Regions from separate parts of the Homo sapiens genome. Here region 1 is linked to region 2. A link is a contact called in ENCODE Hi-C or POLR2A ChIA-PET data. All regions are on one chromosome and are shown on one strand. Each heading gives the region's core, a stretch centred on a gene start or an enhancer-like site at or near the end of the contact. The rest is flanking DNA. Distances are from core to core; before and after follow the strand shown. Region 1 overlaps DIAPH3 (diaphanous related formin 3). Region 2 has its middle 380 kb from the start of DIAPH3-AS1.

Region 1 (4,759 bases), core at 1,396-3,895, 33 kb after region 2:
GAGGGCTATCTTCCTTATTCAGTCTATGTATGCAAATGCAAATCTCTTCCAGAAACACCCTCACAGGCACAATAAGAAATAAAACCGTACCGCTTGTCTGGGGCATCCTTTAGCCCAGTCAAGTTGACACATAAAATTAATCATCTGCCGGGCACGGTGGCTCATGCCTGTAATCCCAGCACTTTGGGAGGCCTAGGCGGGCGGATCACGAGGTCAGGAGATCGAGACCATTCTGGCTAACACAGTGAAACCCCGTCTCTACTAAAAATTAGCCAGACGTGGTGGTGGGCGCCTATAGTCCTAGCTACTCGGGAGGCTGAGGCAGGAGAGTGGTGTGAACCTGGGAGGCAGAGCTTGCAGAGAGCAGAGATCGCACCAGTGCACTCCAGCCTGGGCGACAGACTCTGTCTCAAAAAAAAAAAAAAAATTAATCATTATACTGGCTCATTCAAATGAACAAACTGCTTATTCAAAAAAATAAAATTGTACCTCAACTCCTGCCCTCAAATTAAAGGTCAATGCTATGGTTTGGCTAAGGAAATATCATGCATTTTAAAACCCTAATCATACCTCTAGCCCATTGCTGAAAGGGCATCTACCAATAAAAGTATCTCCAAATGATCGTTCCTTGAGTTGGTACTCACCTTTATCAGACATTTAGAGGTTTCCTTTCCACAGCTATGGTCCTTTTTGGAGCCAGCTGCTGTCATCAAGGGAGAGAGAGTGCTGGCTGCTGACCTGTGGGTGGCCAGACGCTTCTGATACTCTGCTAGCCTTGGGCTCCTGGCCCTCTTGCTTGAAAGTTGTCCTCAGCCCCTGCAGACAGACGCTCTGGGGCTTGACTGCTCCATTTCTGGACTTCCTTGCCTTCCTCTGCCCCTCGGAGTCTCCGTCATCTTCACTTTCCTTTATTTGCCGGGCTTCTTCTCCCCCGTGGCTGCTCCCCGGTCCCAAGTTTCCAGAGTTTTTACCTGCTTCCTGGTGTGCCCAAACTATCTAGTTGAATTTAAGTTTTGTTTCTGAAAAACCCAAGTCTGCAAAATCACATTAAGAACTGATAGTGAGAGTTCTTTCATTTAAATTCTTTCCTAAACAAAACAATCCTGCCTTGTTGTTAGGGGTGCCGTCAGCTTAAATATGTAAATGTCCTTCACCTTTCTTGATTTTTAAGGTTTGTTTTCAGAAAAACAGGAATTGCAACTGGATGGCAAAATGCACATTTCAGCAATACATACAAATTCACATTTATTCCTACACTGGCTACAGAGAATACTCTGTTCTCCAATGTCTATAAACAGGGCCTGGCTCATAGTTCTAATTAATTAACTTTATTAACTTAGAGCTGAAAGGAGGTGGCAACTTAAGGAAATAAAAAGCAATAGACCTTGCCCGACTAGTTCCATATAACTGCTTTTTAACTGAAGGTAAAAGAACAGTCACTTACTTATTACATGTAATAAAGCAAAATAGATGCTTAGACAGACTGCATAGCACAGTCTATTCTCAGCTTATCCACAGAATGTTTTCAAAAAAAGAGAGACAAAAGAAAGCATTTTTTTTCATTTAGTGCAAGTAGCAAGTTTATTTCCTTTGATATAGAATTAACAGAGTAATGATGCCCAAATGAGGTAATATTACATTTGCTTAGGAAAACTTTCCTTGAAACACTTATTTAGATCTTTGTTAAAGTTATTGATTGTCAGATCAGAGAAATTGCAATCCCAAGTTTATTCATAAAATAAAAAAAGTTGTTACTTTGGAAATTTCAAAATGGCAATTTTATCTCAGAGTCATAATTACAAGGGGAAAAATACTCTCTTAGCCAAGATCAAGAATTTCGGCAGCACTGCAATTCTGTTTACATCCACGTTACACAAAAGCACATGCATTTGGCAAAGAGAGTGCATACATTCTTATTGCATCATTTTTCGTTATGTGCTCAATTGCCTTATGGTCCCCTAGAGGGTCTACTTAACATGAATTCAACAATGATGATAATGGGGTCACCAGTCATTTCCTTACATATATAGCTCTGATGTATTCAATTACATGTTTTTGATGTTGTGCTGGTAGTATATAGATCCCAATTAAGGAGAAACTTGGGCCTATATAAACAATATATATGGAATATACATGGATATGTAAAGACTTGAGGTTGATGACCTGACATCCATTAATGTTAAAAATAGTAAAGTAAAAATTCCAGTGGCTTAGAAAGATGGTATTTTCTTAAGGACACACTGCTGAACACATGGCCACCTACCTGCTCTCTAAAGCAATATGTATAATTTAACCACCAAATAAAGAACTGAGGAATACCAGGAGACAAAAAAAAAAAAAAAAGGATTAAAGCCCGGTACAATCTTGAATAAACCAAAACCTCCAGTACATAGAAAAAGCATTGCAATCATATATTTAGCTTTATTTTTCTAATATATATCATAATTTAAAACTATATAAAGTCACTTACATAAAAGCAATTTTTTCAAGTGTTATAGTTTAGAGCATGGCTTTATATTTGGCTTAATCATTTTTTTTAAAAACCAGTTTAACTTATAAAGCTCGTAATCTTGCCAGCAGGGCTTCAACTTCGGGAACTGATTCATTTTTAGAAAAAGAGCCAAGAAGTTCCGTTTCCTTTTTTCTGTTGCTTTCTACATTACACGCTTCCTTCTTCTCAGCTGCCTTGATCCTCCCAGTAGACGTATGAGTGTCTAGATTATAATTAAGCTCCTTGGCGACTGGAGTCCTTGTTGAGTTGCAATTGATATTGTAGTGTGAACGTGACCCTTCTGTCAACTGCACTTTCTGATTTTCTACAGTAAGGAAAAAAGAAACATAAAACTTATCACCATGATAACCAAGGACTGTGCACGTTATGAAACACATTTAAAATAATTATTCTCAATAAATAAGTAGTCTTCTTAGATAGACTAAACAAAGAAACAGTCAACAGAGTAAGACAGGTTTAAAATAATCACACAGGGGTTTAAGAATAAACTAAAATATAACAGCCAACCGTTTCATTAGCACTAATGCCCATTTCCTTCTTCCTTTATGCCTGACATGCCTGTCACGTGGTTATTATCAGGGCCTGGTCCCATATTTCTTTCAGGTCTCTGTTCAAACACCACCTAAAAAGAGAGGCCTTCCCTAGCCACCCATCTAAAATAGCATTTGCCCTTTGCACTGCTCTATCCTTCCCCGTCATGTTTTCCTTCACAGGGCACATGATGGCTGGACACACAATATATTTGCTCACTTGTCCATTGTCTGTCTTACTAGAATGTGTGCTCCAAGACAGTAGGGACATTATTTTAAATACTGCTGTAACTTCAGGGCCTAAAATGGCCCTGGTGCAAAGTAGGTCCTCAATAAATATTTGTTGGATAAATAAATAATTTCCACACTCTGTGACACAAGATTAAACATTAGCTTGAATAATAATGAGATTAATTTCCTTTTTGAATGAAATCAAGAAGGAAAGTTTCTAATAAGAATTTAAAAAGTCGATTATTTTCCTTTAAAGAAACAATGAACTTGGCAAGCAAATAATTAAAACTTCCTAGCAAACCAGAATGTTATATGTAATTGTCAAGTATATACACATCTATACATACATGCATGTACATATATACATACACACATACATTCTTTTATTGGTAAGTGATGGTAATGATGACTTTTAAAAAACAGACACCCTCAATATTCATGTAACCTTGAATGGGGCTTGAAAATGGCTTCAACAAACCTGACATGACATTTAAAGTTTTTTGGTTATTCTCTGAGAGATGTTCCATTGTCCCAATAGTAATGACTTTGGAGCACAAGCAGTCACTCATGACAGTGTGTTTTATGTGAGTGCTGAAAATTCCAACTGAAAACAGCTTGTACATTAAAAGGTGGCTGCTGAAGATATTTACTGCACTGTCATTTTCTGACCAGAGGCTTCCAGTGATGGATGAGGATTTTACACACTTTCTTGGACAATCTCAACAAATTTTAGAAGTATGATCACCTTTTAGCTGCTGGAAGAAAATAAATACACTTTGTCTTTCACCTTCTATATCAGGTGGGCAACTGTTACTCAAAAATCAAAATCTAATAGAGCAGTGATTTTCTCTTAAAGGAGTGTATGCTCTGTAGCTTATAATGTACATATTGTGTTTGCCGGAAAGAGCACGGTAGATGTGGTATTCCTGCAGTTCCTATGACCACATCCTTTTCTTTTCTAGCTCCCACACCTCTGTCCCAAAGAATGCTTGAAAACTGCATTTGCAGCTAAATGTAGAATGTTGGCCAGCTTACTGCTCCTTCCCCAAAATGTTCCTATCTTTGCTTATTTGATTTCCTGCAAACCACTACATCATGATGGTATCTCCAACAAACCAGTTTATTCTGCTATTGGACAACTCTAGTTAAAAGTCTAATGGCAAAGAAGAGATTAAATTAGCCAAAATATGGGTATAGAATATGAAATGTGTGTGTGCGTGTGTGCGCGTGTCCATGTATGCACTCCAAGAAAGTAGGGACATTGTTTTAAATATTGCTATAGCTTTAGTGCCTAGACCGTCCTTGGTGCAAAGTAGGTGCTCAATAAATATGTGTTGGGTAAAGAAATTATTTCCATACTCTGTGACACAAGATAAACTTTAGTTTGAATACTAATGACATTAATTTCTTTCTTGAACGAAACCAAGAAGGAAAGTTTCTAATCAGAATTTTTAGTCAGTGGTTTTCCTTCAGAGAAATAATGAAC
Region 2 (5,036 bases), core at 2,405-4,904:
GAGCGAGTTGGATTGGGATTTTTTGCTGGGAAGATGTCTAGACATATCTAGGTATCTAGATGTCTCAGTGCCTAGATCTCTAGGTGGGACATAGGTCTGTGTCTAGATGTCTAGATGCCTAGGTGGGTGAAGGTGTTGTCCATGGATAGGGGAATAGAAGCTTCACTCTGGTTCCAGTTGGAGCTGATCTCCCTGGGAACAACATTTAATAGGTAGGCAGAGAGATTCAGATACAGAAATCTTCACTGAGTCTTTAGGTTTAAAATCAATCTTATGTTTTCCAAATTCCAGCCCCCTCTTGTGCTGGGTGAGTCCTGAGATTCTGGAAAGTATGAGACGGAAAGTTTCCAGCATGCACATATCAGATAAATATACGATTTGCTTGAGGTTGTATTACCACAAATTGAGTGCATGAAGAAAATCTTGAGTTTTCTGAAACTTTTCAGTAAAGCAAGACTGATTCATGAGTCATGCATTGATCCTCCTTCTTCTTTTTTGATGGTTCATTTTTCTGCCCATCTTCACCTCTGTAAAAGAACAAAAAGGTGAAATAAAGAGATGATATGTAAATTATTTGACATTACCACCAATTAACAGCTTCCATCCAGGGAAGGACTGGAAGCTGTTGTGTAAGTGGATGTTTTCAGGTTGTCTCTAAATGTGCCTTGGGAAGTCAGAAAGTCAATTAGGTAGTGGAAAAATGATTTGCTCTTGGAATCAGAAGACTTGCATTTGAGAGGTGGTTTTCGCCCAAACAGAAAGCATGACCTTGGGCACCTCACTTAACTTCTCTGCATCCCAGTAGTCTCACTTGTAAAACACCAACCATGAGCCAAGTGTAGGCCAGAGACCTTATATACTCCTTGTTTCACTTAATAATTCCTACCTAAAAAAGGATGCTGTGAGAGTCAAATGAGAAAATGGACATAAAAGCACTGCGAAAACCACAAAGCAATATATCAGCATAGGTCGTTGTATACCAGTAGTCATTGTTTTCAGTGGCCCTAATTGCCTTAAAAATAATGGACTAGATTTGCCCATGCCCAAAGGCCTAATTTTTGGCTCGGTTTTCTTTTTGTGCTGCTGTATTTTTGTAAGTTAAGAAACCAAATCAGCAACGTGTCCTTTGTATTTTATAGTAAAATTGCCAAACTCAGAAAAGGGAAGATAAAATTCCAAAATGCTTAGGTGACACAAGCCGCAATCCTCTTATAAAATTTCTGTGACTTTCTTAAACTCACAGTCTGCTGCTGTTTCTAAAGCTCCCCTAGCAAAGTAAAGGGTTTGAAAGAGGAATCCATGGGGGTGCTCTTTTCTGGATTGAGGAGGCACTGCCATTAGACGATGATGGCATTCTTGCATTATAATTTACACCTGCATTTCATGCACTTTATTCACTGCCAATAATTATTGAATAATTACTGTGTTCTCCTACTGAGGTCTCTCTTTGTACTCCCACTTCTTCCTAGGGTTTCAGCTAGATTGTTGCCTTTTGAAAGTTTCTTTCCTTCTGAAATGAAGGCAGGTGGTTTATAATTCTTATTTTTGAGCCAAGCATTTAAATCCGAAAGCTGTGTACCCAGTAGCCTGTCCTGTCTCCCTGGTTTCTGCATGCACTGTTTGCTGGAAGGAGAACAGGAAGTGGTTTGTCCTAGAAAGTCACTTTTGCTTAAAGACCTTAAAATTCATGTGTTTGTGACTCCCATGTTACCTATTTTCATGGAGCAGCTTCCAAATTTGCTAAGCTGATTTGAATTGAGATAAATTAGATCATTTGCAGCCCAACTTGCCTGCCAAATTCAAATTGGCACTTGAACCACTTTATCTATGTTTGGGGTTTGTTGGAAGACAAAATAATCAAGACTTAGCTACATTGAAGGAGTTTGTTTTATTTTCCTGTGTGAGAAAACAAGCTAATTCTTGCCTTTTTTTCCCCTTCTCTGCAAAAAAAAAAAAAAAATTCCTCAATTACCTAGTTAGTCTGTCTTAGTATCCATTCTCTAGGTCAGAAGAATAAACCTAAAGTACAAGACATAATCTGATTGCTTTACCTAGGTGATCTTCTGACTATAAGATCATTCTGGTGCCACGGCACCCAAGGAAAATTTTGTTAAGACTGGAATCTTTACTCATTATTGCTTTCCATTTAAAATGTATAATTAATCACAGAAGAAACTTAAATTTCTGTCACTCCTGGAAGAGTGCTTATTCTGAATCCCAAAGTGTTTATTTTGTCACATACTTTATAACCACAACAAACCTCAATAAATGGTTGAATAACAAAGCCTTCTTTAAGCCTGATTATTGGAATAGAGACAAAATCCATTCTGGAGCCCAAAACCTTGCAAACAGTATCAGGCTGCTTTCTGTTTTTACTCAACCTTAGAAGTTGCACCCAAAATGACCTAGCCCTAGTATTACAGAACAATTAAATACACAGTATTATTATAAGGCAAGCGTTATTGAATAAATGCAGATGTTGCTGAAATTGGCGGTATAATGTAACACACAGCACTGGCTTGAGAAAAGTGTTTTACACCCATTTCTTAGTCCTCAAATAAGTTCTCCATGAAGTTGGTGGGCAGAAGGCAGGGAATAATATGATCCTTTGCATTATAGCAAAGGAACTGAGCGACTTGAAATTGGTTTGGAGATCTAAACTAGACATTCAGAATATCATTTCGTTCCCAGGGGCCTCCTCAGTATGAGAAGTTTCCAAATGATTTTCTCATAAGAAAACGGATGATGATAGTCACAAGAATGTCTGAAACTTCATTTTGTTGTGTCGTAAATAACATATTCCTTGAATTATATCCCTTTATAGTACATATGTCACCTCACCCAGCTATCTCCATTGTGAAAAACTCAGATTTGGGAGAGGACAGACTGGCATTCCCTGATGTCCCTATTGTTATAAAATGTTTGATAAAGCTGAAGTCTGCCTCCAAGTATTTTTTAGACATTGGTCAATTTATTCATTTAATAAATTATTACTGAACATCTGCCACCTGCTAGACACTGCACTAGGTCCTGATAATAAAACAAGCAAAGCACAGTCTCTGCCCTCCTTTGACACCTCTGCAGCTGCTGAAAGTAAAATTAGAATCAAAAGCCAAGAGATGAGATTCATTAGACATAGAAATGACTGACCTCAAAAAATAATCTGTACAGGTTGGCTGAGAAAATGTTAAGACACATAACTGATAAACAATTATGCATGTGTTAAATTGGAGCTATTATCTAATCCAGATACAATGAATAGACATGTGGAAATAATGAACTGAATTCACTCCCTCATATATCACATATATTGTATGTGTACCTTTCCCTGCCCTCACAGAACTTATAGCACTGATTTACCAGTTTCTCTCTGTCTTTCCCAGCTGTGAAAATGTCACCACATCGATTCAATTGCCTAAACCTAATTGTAGGAGTCATCTTTCATTCTTCTTCTTCCCTCAACCTTAACCGCTTACCCTCACTCCTGGTCCTCTCAGCCCTAAACACACAATCCAGTAAGAAATTTTGCCCACTCCAAAACACACCGTGAATCTTCCCTTTTTTCACAGTCTCTACAACCACTTCTCTGGCCTAGCACTATCGTCTCTCACATGGCCCGCTGGGATAAAGTCCTGACTGGTCCCCCTGCTTCCGTCCTTCTCGTCCAAGCCCAACACACACACATCCCTTCCTGACTCAGCATCCGGAGTGAAATTCTCTTAAAAGATAAACCAGAGTGTGCCACTTACCAGCATCAAGCGGCTTCCCGTGCATATGGGATCAAATCCAAGCTCCTCTTCCTGACCTATGTGATGTAGCCCCTATTTTTCTCTCCCAGCTCAACTCCTGCTATTGTTGCCTTCATCCAGACACGCTGGCCTTTCTGTGCCTCCCATTCACTTACTTTCTTCCCAACTTTGGGCCTTTGTACAGGCTGGTCCTTCTGATCTTCACAGAGCTGGTTTCCTCATCATTCGGATCACAAAGAAGGGTCACCTCCTCAGACACCTTCTTTGACCTTCCACTCAATTTCACGTCACTACCACTGTAATTTTCCGCATACCACTTATCAAAGTCTGTGATTTACCCTCCTTTTTTGGCTTATTTGATTCTTGTTTGTCTACTACCACTAGAACAGAAACTCTGTGTCTATCTTGTCTGCTACTGTATCCCTGGGGCCTAGAATTTTGCCTGACATGCATTTGATGCTTAATAAATATATGTGGAATGAATGGATGAATGATGATAGTAGAAGAGGAGGGGGTAATGAGTACTGGAGGGAGAGGAGGTGAGGTGAAAAGGAGAGACTGGGGAATGAAAAGATATGGAGAAATGTTGGCAGAGTGAGAGACAGAGAGAGAAATTAACTGGCTTTGAGATTGAGACTCCAAGGACGGAAAAAGTTAAATGCAGCAGGAATATAAAGTGGGGTGAGGAAGGGAGTGGAAAGGTGAGAATGGAGAGGCCGGCAGCAGGCGGATCATCAGGAACTTCCAAATCCAAGAAAAACGGTTTGTGCTTTGTTCTGTGGAAACCAATTAAAGGTTTTAAGCAGGGGAGTGACAGGAACAGATTTGTGTTTTAGAAAGATCACTGTGGCTGAGATGTAAAGAATGAATTAGAAGAGAGAAGACAGAAGAAAAATTATGTTAACATAAAGGAATGGTCAATGTGGCAGCTTAAACAAAGGGGAGTCAGAAAGCAGGGATTTGGCAGAGTTTTTCCAACACTGTCAGGGAAGAGGCGGTAAATCTGAGAATCTGAGCACCCCAGTGACTACAGAGGAAGTATATAATGGCCGGTAAGAGTCTGGGTTTGGAGTCAGACAGACCTGGGTTTAACCTCAAATCTATCACTCTGTAGCTTATGTGATCTAGAACAAGCAATCAATTCTAAGCCACAATGTCCTCTTCTGTAAAATAGGAGTAATAATTGCCAGACTGTAAACTGCTTAGTTCTCTGCTTGCTATGTTTGAGTGCTAAATAAATATTAGTTTTATTGTGATACTACTAGGTATGCCCTGTGATGGGCTTAG

The links. A loop is a pair of places that touch in the nucleus more often than their neighbours do. ChIA-PET counts read pairs that join two places held with the same protein, here RNA polymerase II (POLR2A).
Region 1: a map of endothelial cell of umbilical vein shows a loop between it and region 2 (2.0-fold over the local background). The contact joins two enhancer-like sites. A Hi-C loop is called at or near these places in 2 of 168 maps with a recorded cell type or tissue (endothelial cell of umbilical vein and gastrocnemius medialis). POLR2A ChIA-PET finds 5 or more read pairs at or near these places in 3 of 52 experiments (AG04449, BJ and PC-3).

The regions. Positions count from the first base shown.
Region 1 is chr13:59,664,031-59,668,789 of GRCh38, forward strand. It overlaps DIAPH3 (diaphanous related formin 3), which reads right to left. Exons shown (of 28, transcript NM_001042517.2): 28 at 1,553-2,816. The coding sequence ends at 2,554. Among named protein-coding and RNA genes, the nearest start is that of DIAPH3-AS1, 350 kb to the right of the region's middle. Within about 2 kb of position 2,646, at least 2 of the 41 ENCODE cell types and tissues checked have a DNase peak (open chromatin) inside an H3K27ac peak, as active enhancers do; they include endothelial cell of umbilical vein, where a contact is called at or near this core.
Region 2 is chr13:59,629,710-59,634,745 of GRCh38, forward strand. No RefSeq gene overlaps it. Among named protein-coding and RNA genes, the nearest start is that of DIAPH3-AS1, 380 kb to the right of the region's middle. Within about 2 kb of position 3,655, at least 3 of the 41 ENCODE cell types and tissues checked have a DNase peak (open chromatin) inside an H3K27ac peak, as active enhancers do; they include endothelial cell of umbilical vein, where a contact is called at or near this core.